Regions from separate parts of the Homo sapiens genome. Here region 1 is linked to region 2. Evidence: chromatin contacts called from ENCODE Hi-C data. All regions are on one chromosome and are shown on one strand. The core of a region is the stretch at or near the end of the contact, and the rest is flanking DNA. Distances in the headings are between cores, read along the strand shown.

Region 1 (5,160 bases), core at 277-2,776, 500 kb after region 2:
AGCTAAGCAAGAGTCTCCAGTTCTTCCTAGAGCGAGTCTGCAGTGGTGGGGGTCGGGATCCATAATGCATGAAGCCCACTCCTTGTCTCTGCTTTTTAAGCCTTTTCATTGTATTGTCAGCCGGCTCAAACCGAATTTTCATGCTCGTTTTTCTTCATTAGAGTTCTACAAATTGTAAAATTGACTTTTCACCTCGTCTTCAGGGGCTGATCTGTCCCTTTTCTAAATCACACTGAAGTGGTGGCTGGGGTCAGTTCTGAGCCAGTCACAAAGGAGGTTTTGTGGAGTTCAGAAAGTGCAAAAGGAAAGGCCGTCTAGGGGCGGGCAGGAGGGGCGCTGGGCTGAGGGCCGGAGAAACAGACCAAGAGACATCCGCCGCGAGGGTGCGGCGACCTAACAAGCGGCTCAGGTATCCCCGACTGCTTTAAAGCTCCCGCTTCCTCCCTCCGCCTGGAGAGGGGGTCCCGAGGCGGCAGCTGGGGCCCCATCTATTGCCTGCTGACTAGGGGAGGGGGAAAGTAACAGTGTCTACAAAGGGCCTAGTGGTAAGGAATGAAACAGGGCGTTGTGTGGAGCAAGTCTTTGGGCAGGCTTGGGAAGGAGAAAACAGGGTCGCCGGGGCGGTAGGTGAAGTCTTCGGAGGCGGCTGGGCTACTGGGGTCAGAGAGCGGGGAGGCGGCGGCGGCACCTGAGCCCCAGGACTCCGCGTCGCTGGCGGGGCTTGGGGGACCGGGCAGGCAGGGGACGCACTGCGGCGGCAGGAGGCGCTCCCGGGCACCGCCTCCGGGCAGCCCTTGATCCGCCAGGCGCAGTGTCTCGGCCAGAGCCCAGATGTAGTTGTAGGCGAAGCGCAGCGTCTCGATTTTGGTGAGCTTGGTGTCGTCGGGGAACGAGGGCAGCACGCTGCGCAGTGCGTCCAGGGCCGCGTTCAAGTTGTGCATGCGGTTGCGCTCGCGATCGTTGGCCTTGACGCGCCGGCTCCTGCGCAGCGAGTGCAGCAGCGCCTCGGAGCGGACCCGCGTCCGGCCGCGGCGCCGCCGCCTCTCCTGCTCGTCGTCCTGTGCCCCTGGAACCTCAGACGCCCGGGAGATATTGGGCGCGCCCCTGCGGGCCGGCGCGGGCGGCCCCGAAGCGGAGGCTGCCTGTTGGAGTCTGGCACAGTCTTCCTCGTCGGTGAGGAAGCCGGATAGGTCACTGCCGCTGCTGCTGGCGCAGTCGAGGTCGGAGATGCAGGTCTCAAGGCGGGCTGGCATCGTTGCGCTGTGCAGGACCGACGGACAGATAGAAAGGCGCTCAGAGCGCTGCAGCCCGGACTGAGGGCAGAGCCGCCAGGGCGCACTTACGTTCCCAACAGCCTGGGGTTGTTACTCTGTGCCAGTTGCGGGTGCGAGAGCCTGGAAGGGTGCAGGGGCGCACGGAGAACTTGGCCTGGCCTCCTCGCCTCGCCTGCAGGGGCCACGCGCCCGGCCGGTCTCCTGAGTGATGTCGCCGGCGATCAGATCAGCTCGTGTGAGCACCGAGTGTGGCACACGACTGGCCTCAGGACCCCTTAAGTACCCGGCGCAACAATGGGCGCCCCCCTCCCTTGCCACCTCCGCCCCCGCGGCAGCCCGGGTGAATGGAGCGAGGCGGCAGGTCATCCCCGTGCAGCGCCCGGGTATTTGCATAATTTATGCTCGCGGGAGGCCGCCATCGCCCCTCCCCCAACCCGGAGTGTGCCCGTAATTACCGCCGGCCAATCGGCGGCGTCGCGCGGCCCCGGGAGTCGGCTCGGGCTAAGCTGGCCAGGGCGTCTCCAGGCAGTGAAACAGAGGCGGGGTCGGCGGGCGATTAGCGGCCGAGGCACGCTCCTCTTGGGGCGGGCTGGGCGCCCCTCGCTGGGGTGGGACGGGGAGGCGGGGCGCGAGCGCGAAAGTGTGAGCCGCCCAGTGAGTTGCGGAAACCTGGAGGGTACTTGGAGTTTGGGTTCGCATCCCCTCTCCAGCTGCTTAGTGGTCGCGTGACTTTGGACGAGTAATTTAACTTCCCTGAGCATTGCTTTCCCCACCTGTAAGATGAGACAAAAGTTTACCCTGTGGAGGATGATCAGATATAATGTTTGTGGAACACTAAATGTGCAGCATCCGCTGAACAGGGTGAAAATCATTTTCAAATAGACTGGAGAGTGGCCATGCCAGAGGCACAGGGCGCAGGGCAAGGATAAGTGTCGCTGCTCCGTTCAGGCTGATGAAGAAACGGGAAAGAATCTGACCTTCATCTGGGGAGTGCGAAGAGGAGAGTGGAAAAGAGGATCGGGTGATTTCCCAGGTTGCCTTGAGTCTTGGTCTCACCCTTCCCTTCTTTCCCTTCCCTTCTCCACCCTCCTCCGCACCTCTGCCCACAAGTCACCTCAAGATTCTTAATAAGAATTAATAATATGAGAATTTATATAAATAATAATATGAGAATATAATTATTAATATGAGAATTTCCTTTTCTTTGGCGTTCCTGAAACCTTGCCTGCCCCATGCCCGGAGAAATCCGTTGCACACCGTCTCTTGGAGCCCTGCTTGCAGCCTCTGTGGCCCTCTTCAGGGTGAGCCAGCCAGGGGATCCAGCTCCCCTGGCCCGAGAGAGAGCTGGCCCCTGGAGGGCAGCAGGTGACAGTGGAACCCCTTTCCTCCAAACCCCCTCCCGCCTTCGGTGTCTTAAACTCGCCTATTCCAGCAGGTCTTCCCTCTGCATGTCAGGAGTTACTTTTCTCTTGTCACCTACACTCACCCAGGAGCCACAGGGGCCCAGACATCACCCAACTTTGTACTTGGAGGATAAATAGTAAGGAACAGCACTCGATTATAGGATGAGGGTATTAAAAACAAAATGAGCAGCTTTCAGCAAAGTGCCTGCCCCCCACCTGATATCCAAGTGGTAGCCTCAGGCCGGATGCCTGGCCTGCTGCCATGGGAGCCTAGCTGACTCTTTGGGTTGGGGGGGGATTGGCCCCTTTGAGAAAGGGGGCTGTGTAGTGGCAGTTCCCACCTCGACTCACTGACCAGCGCTTGCCTTCTGGCTCAGGGGACTCTGCCCAGCTGTCCCCTTCCCCGACTGCACCCTGCAGGTACCCCTGATCTCAGTGGAAGGCTAGGACACAGTCATATATAAGGGCTCGAGATTTATTAGAAGTCACAGAAAGTGGCTTCGACCAGCTCACTCAGGAAAGGGCAGTTGTTGGATGGATACGGGGGCTTCTCAAGAACTCAAGGGCTTCGAGGACTTGTGTAAACCAGCAGGAGCCCAAGGGTCCTCTCTCTGCCCCCCACCTCTGTTTCTCTCCCTGTGTCAGCTTCCTTTCTTTGGACTGCCACAACAAAATTCCACAAACTAGGGGGTTTAAGGCAACAGAAGTTCATTCTCTTACAGTTCAAGAGGCCAGAAGTCTGTAAGCAAGTTTTTGGCAGGGATGGCTCCTTTTCGGAGGCTCTGAGAGAAAATCTGTGACATGCCTCTCTTGCAGCTTCTAGTGGTGGCTCCTGGCCATCTTGGCCATTCATTGATTGGCAGCTGTGTCACTCCAATCTCTGCCTCCTTTCTTCATGCGGCCTTCCTCTCTGTGTCTTCTCCTTCTCTGTCTCTTGTAAGGACACTTGTCATTTGATTTAGGGCCCAGCTAATCCAGGATGATTTAATCTTGCAACCCTTGCCTTCATTATATCTGCAAAGATGCTTATTCCAAATAAGGTCCCATTCTGAGATTCTGGGTGGACATATCTTATGGAGGCCCACTATTTCAACCCACTACAACAAATGGTTTTCCAAATTCCTGAATGAGAGAATTGGTTTGGCCAGTGTCACTTTTTTGGCTGACAGGTACGTGAAGAGCTTTCCTGTTGAGAAATTTGAATGCATGAGAACCCCTTCCCCATTCCTAGCAATTAGGGTGTGGCCAAAAGATTTTAGTACAGGCAGTTAGCTGCCCCATTTGCAATTTAGGCTCAGAGCTGGTGACAGTCTAGAGTTCACTTGTGTCATGGCAACAACCCGGGAGAGCCAGTGACCAGTGGTGGAAGAGGTGGCCAGGAACCAGTGGACATCCTGTCTGAACTCTTCCCAGGGCCAGCCCTTGTTCCATCTGTTTTTTGAGCCTGGTTCTCCAGCCTTCCCACTGATTGCATGAGCCCTCCCATAGCGGGCCTTTCGTTAGTGGGGCTTTTCTGCTTCAGATAGCCAGGATTAGTGTCTGCGGTTTCATAAATAAAACACCAAGTTAAATCCTCAGGTTGCTGAAGCATAGAGAATTATCCTTGTATTATTTTGAAGTAATCCATTGGCTATGTTGATTGCCTGTGCTGGGCCAGGCACTGTGCTGGACACTGGGGTGACAGGGGTGATAAACTTGGCTGATGGGTATCATGGGCTCTGAGTCTTGCAAGCCAGGGTTCAGTGCCAGCAGAACCTTTGGAAATTATTCATCTATCCACTGCACCTCATACATGGGAAACTGAGGTGGGAGATGGGGAGGTCTTTTTTCCAGGTTACCCCAGGGATCGCTGGTGGTCAAACTAGGCCAGACTCAAGAGTCCTTTCAGGCCCTACTCTATGTTCTTCCATCATAGTCAATCAACAAATATACATGGAGAACCTACTGCATGCTGCCCTGTGTCAGGTGCTCTGTGGAGTGTGAAGCAGGCCTATAGTCCTAAAGGAGAGGAGATGTAGCATTAGGACTAGAGAGGTGTCGAGGGCCTATTAAGGGAGCAGATCTGAAGAGCATTGTGCACCTCCCAAAGGGAAGGCTTCTTGGCAGAGGGGGGACTCGCGAAGGCCTTGAAGGATGGGTGGGATGCGAATAGACAATTTAAGGAAAGAGAGGACTGGGGGTTACTATAGTGGCTATGTGGGTGCTGGTCTGGAGGATAGGGCTTCTGGGTGAACCCAGTGGAAAGAGGGTAAGGGGGCAGTTATGGTGGCCCTTGAATGGCCAGGGCAGCCTTCCTTGTTCCATTCCATCTCCTCCTCTTGCTTCTTTCTCTGAGCAGGGCTGTTAAAATTGTTCTAGTCATTCACTGTACAAGGACATCTGGTAGAGGGGGCAAGTAAGGGCTGAAATCTAGCCTCTCTACCACCCGCCAAACCATGCACCCTGACATGGGCTACACCTGTTCAGAGAGGGCACCTTGTCAA
Region 2 (4,907 bases), core at 1,508-4,007:
TCAGCATCCAGCTCACTTGCTGATGGGACACGAAGAGAGGAGGGAAGGGGGCTTAGTGGAGCTGGAACCATGTGCCCTGTTCCCCACCCCTCCGTGACCACACAAAGCCAGCAATGATTCTCTGATTTTCAAGAATTTTGGAGTTTAGGGTCTTGGCTGGGCTGAGCAGAAGAGCTTGGGCTGTTGTGGGGTTGAAGTAGTCACCATGAGGACCCTTCCTGAAGCCTGGCTCACTAAAAACACCCTGTGCCCAAGAATGGTTTAGTAATGTAATTTGGGAAGGGTGGTTGGAAGGCTCTCAGTGGGGGGGCATCCTTCTACCCACCCACGGGGGCACCGTGCCCTAATCCTTGCTCCCAGAATCAAGGTATTTTAGGAAAAAGGAAGGAATGTGCCATGGCCTGCCACCAGGGCTATCCATGACTCTCTGGGACATTCCAGCCCTAAGCCTCTTAGTCCGTGGAGAAGTTCAAACTTGAAAACCCTGTTTTGGGAGTGCAGGTTTGGACCACCTACCTCTTTCTGCCTGATCTAACACCCCCTCCCCAATAAAAGCTCCCGTTTCTTTGAATACAGCAATTACTGGGTAAGTGGGGAGGAGGGTGCTCAGGTAGGGGCTGGAAAGACCTCACTGGCTCCTTTAGGCTTCCTGGGACCCCAGTCTGAGGCTTCCTGCCAAATGGGGATCCCCAGCCTGTCCCGGGGAGAGCCAGGATGTATTTGAGCAGGACTGCCGCCAGTGAGGCACAGATGGGAGTATGGAACTCAGGACTCTGTGCCGTGGGCCGCTCAGTCAGCGGCTGGTAGGACCCATGGCTCTACCCGGCCCATCTCTCACCTAAGTCCATGGACGCTGTCTGGTTCCTGAGAATGGCTGAGCTGTGGGGAAGAAGACTAGGAAGGAGGTAGCAGCTGGTCGCACAACTGGGGAGCAGAGGGGCAACTTATGGATGCACCATAGCCTCCTCCTCCCAGCGGCTGCTTTCATGGGAGAAGAGCACCCTGAGCCTGTCTGGAGGCCTCTGCATCCTAGAGTCCAGACAGCCTGGTCTCCAAGCCCCAGCCCACCTCTTTTCCTTTCCCTGGAAGAGATGCGGGAGGCCGAAAGCAGCCCCGGGAAAGGGCACGGGGACAGCAAGTCTCCTGTGCTGCCCCTGCTGCCTGTAGCTTTTGCCCTGACTACCGTAGACCTGAACCCTAGACCTGAATCCTCCCCCAGTGGACAGCAACCTGGGATTTCCTCCCTCTGGCCCTGGTGGCTTTCAGAGGTCACAGGGATGTCAAGAGAATTTGTGTTTTTCAGAATTTAGTTTTTCAGAAAAGTGGACTAAATATTTGTAGATTCGGGGAATTCCTAAATCGGAAAAGCTTGGGACCCGGATTCCAGCCTGGGGTTCCCATTACTGCGATCCCGGCTTTGGGGCCCTGCCTTTGCCGCGGGAGAATAGGCTCCAATTTACGAAGCTGGTCAATTTCAGAAATCCGAGACCCGGTTCTTGAGAAGCGACTGCGTGCTCCGGGACCCTGCGTCAACAACCAAACCTGGGAGAAGCCGCGGGAATGTCTTTATTGGACGTTACGAAGGGAATTGGGGTTTCTCTCCTGGGAAGAAAAAGCCCGACCTGTGCCGGCGAGAGCAGGCTGCCTTGGGCTGGGGGCACCTCCGAGCGCTGCGGCGGGACGTCGGGGTCCGGGGCGAAGAGAGCCAGGGCGCGGACCGACGTCTGCTGCTTTTCTGCGGCATTGCTGCCCGAACGAACGAACGAACGAACGAACGAAGCGGTTTCGTTTAGGAAAAATACCCTCTTGACGCGAAGCCACGGCTGAAGTCCCGGGCCACGCAGAGGGGCCAGCAATTCCATGGGTGGTGGGGCCCTCCATCCCTGGACGCAGCGGGGAGCAGCGGGCGGCCCTCTCTCCTGCCCACTTCTCCTGGGGGTGGGGGAGCCCTGTGTCACCCGACGCTGCGAGGGGCTGCCACGGGCTTCTCAGGTTGTGCCCTTCGCGGGGCCGTGGCCCGTGCCCCCGAGGCTGCTACCCTCTTGAGGTGCCCGGAGCCAAAGCAGAGGGTTGATCCCGCCGGTTGGGTGAGGTAGCACCCGGTGACGGCGGCTATGACTGTGCCCTGGGCGCAGGAACGAGCTCCTCGCGCTGCCTCGAAGGCTCCTGACCTTCCGCGCCTTGCGCTGTCCCGCGCCGCCGGGTGGACCCACACACGCCAGGAGCAAACTGCGCAGGACTCGGCCGCCACCTCCCTGCGCCCCTCCACCGCGGAGACCCTGCGCCCCTAGCCCAGCGTCTCTTACCCCACCTGGGCAGCGCTGCGTCTGCGGCTCGTGGGCTCCGGGCTCGCCCGCCGCGGACTCTGGCTCAGGTTTCGGCTCCGGCTGGGGCCCCGGATCCAGCTCTGGCTCTGGCACTGCACGGTTCTTCGGCCCCTGCTGGTTCGCTACATCCCAGCGCGCGAGGCCGGGGCTTCCTCGGCTCGGCCCGCTCCTCCCGCCGCCGCCGCCCGTCGCCCGCGGGGAAGGCGGGGACACTGGCCGGGAGGCGGGAAGGGTGGGGGGAGGGGAAGCTAGGTGTTCGCCGGGACCTGCGGGGAGAGGGGCGGCGCGCAGTCCCGCCGGCTAGGGGTCCTGGCCTCCCTCGGGGCGTAGGCTGGGGTCCGCGCGGCTGGCGGCCGGGCCTCGAGGCCGGGGAGCGCGCCCTGGGACCTCCGTGGAGGGGCCCTGCCGCATGCGGACGAAGCCAGAGCGGGTCCCAGCCTGGCCCTGGGGCACTTTCTCTCCCTGGGCCCAGTTTCCCACCTGACTCGTGAGGGGCTGGCCCTACTTCCGTTTAGACGGGGGCTGGTGGTCGAGTTTGGGGTTTTGAGATTGGACCTTTCTTCTTTCTGCTCAGCCTGCGGGAGGGAGCTGGTCTTGCGTGTTGGCAGGGAGAGTCCGCTGCCCAGAGCGTGGCAGCCAGGGAGGTTTGAGGACAGACCCCAGGTTTTCTGTGTTTGGGGGTAGGGGGTGTTAGGGTGGGGCAACCGCCCGACCTGCCCTGGTTGGGGGAATTGCCTTCTTCCCTCTCCTCAGGGGCTGGGCTGGTGAGGAAAGGGCACACCAACCCCTCAGGACAGACACTTCTGGGGCCCCTTGTCCAACCCCTATGCCTGCACATCCCCCAGCGACCATCCTGCTGCGGGCCTGCGAACGGTGACGCCTCCACCCCTGTGGCCCCGCAGGCCGTTCCTGGCTGGCTGCCGCTGGGAGACGGGCTGGACGCAAGGGAACTGGGAGCCTGTCCTTTGCCCACCCTCAGGCCACAGGGCTCCCCAGCGTTGCCTCGTGGCCAGATAACCCTGTGCGCGAAGCCTCATGGTGGAAACCAGTTGGCCGAACCTACTCCTGGTACCCCGAAGTGCCCAGCCTGAGCCTGCTTGCTGTTGGGATTATGGGATGGGACCACAGGGCAGGTCGGGCTGTGGCCTGCCTTTCTCAGGGACTGGAGCGGCTAAGCCTGCCCGCCGACGGCCACGGGCTCCAGAGCGACCGTTTCCGGCGCAAGGTGCCGGGAGATGGCAGCGCGGCAGCCGGGCCTGAATCTTTCATGAGATGCAGTCAGCAGCGGCGCCTCCCTGCCTGGTTCTCGCCGACAGCTGCTGCGGGAGAGGCCGCGACCCGCGCCACCTCGGCGTCCTGCTAGTCCGTGCCTCCAGGGCCGCTTGGCCTGGGAACGCAGAGACCCACGACCCCCTCCCCAACCTCCGAAGCGGGAAGCCGGCCCGACCCAAGCTCACAGAGGCCTCGGTGTTCAGGCCCTGCCAGGTGGCCTCTGCACCCTGTCGTGCTGTTCCAGGGACTCCATACCCTCCTCTCAACCCTCGACAGCAGGAACCCCTCTCCAGTGGTGTGTGCAGGGCTCTGTGCACCCAGGGTCGCAAGTTAAGATAACGAGTCCCCGATGCCGGCACTAGCGGACCTGCGCCTGGAGAAAGTGCAGTCTACCAACTTGGACCCTGTGCTGTGGGGAGTTTAGCCCCCTACGTCTACCCCCTCCCATTGACTGCTTTATGTGTAAAATGGCTTGTTGGCGGGTCCAGCCCTAGAGCTGCTAAGCTGAGAAGTTTCTAATCTTGTCTCTGGAATCTTCCTTCCACTCCAAGCACCAGGGGCATCTTTGGGCATAAATGCAGCCGCTGGACCTTACTATGGAGGGCTGCACAGGCACTCCTGGGGTGGCTTTTACTCTGGCGTCTGTAGCAGGAAATCACACCTTCCCCCCTCCCTGCACGCTAGCAATTTTCCAAATTTTGTTCCCATCTCTTGTGAGATTTTCTGCATGCTCTTGTTCCCAGGCAGGGCCTGTGGTGCCAAAAAATGCTGCCTCTGGCACCTGATGGCCTGAGCCAGAATCTTGTCAGTGGCTTTTACTAGTTGTGTGGCTTTGGCAAATAACATAACCTCTCCTAGCCTCAGCTTCCCCATCTGTGAAATGTGAGAATAAGTATTTCTGCTTCTTGGGAAACGGATGGGATAGTGAAGGTGAGGGGTTTGGTCCTGAGTCCTGTGGACAGAGGGGCTGAATGCTAATGGTGATAGCTGCCAGGCTGCTCTTTAAGAGAGTTTGCTCTTGTTTTTGTTTCTTCTTTCCCCACGGTGGTCATGTTGGTTGAGTCTAGGAGGAACAGATCCCTTTTCTGATTTAGTTTATCTGCCCTCATCCCCTGCTTAGGTGCTAGGAAGTTTGGTCCAGGAAAGCTGGGCAGGCTGGTGCGTGGGGCACAACCAGGGCCTGGAAGTCAGGAAGTTCTTAGTGAAACTTGGGGGGTACAAAACACATTTTTTATAATCTTATTTTCTCTCTAAAAATATATGTATATATTTTTTGCAATTTCCCTTTAGTTTTGACATCTTGGGGAG

What was found. A loop is a pair of places that touch in the nucleus more often than their neighbours do. Pooled maps may share reads with other maps.
Region 1: a pooled map shows a loop between it and region 2 (6-fold over the local background). The contact joins the promoter of NEUROG1 here to the promoter of EPIST in region 2. A Hi-C loop is called at or near these places in 1 of 168 maps with a recorded cell type or tissue (naive thymus-derived CD4-positive, alpha-beta T cell), 7 of 37 single-sample maps with no recorded cell type and 10 of 50 pooled maps.

What each region holds. Positions count from the first base shown.
Region 1 is chr5:135,534,438-135,539,597 of GRCh38, forward strand. NEUROG1 (neurogenin 1) reads right to left here and starts at 1,527. Exons shown (of 1, transcript NM_006161.3): 1 at 1-1,527. The coding sequence starts at 1,253. The coding sequence ends at 540. RefSeq lists a silencer at 1,102-1,396 and an enhancer at 1,514-2,029.
Region 2 is chr5:135,037,290-135,042,196 of GRCh38, forward strand. EPIST (esophagus epithelial intergenic associated transcript) reads right to left here and starts at 2,758. Exons shown (of 2, transcript NR_105050.1): 1 at 2,312-2,758; 2 at 1,542-1,932. The region is part of intron 1 of PITX1-AS1 (PITX1 antisense RNA 1); the gene reads left to right.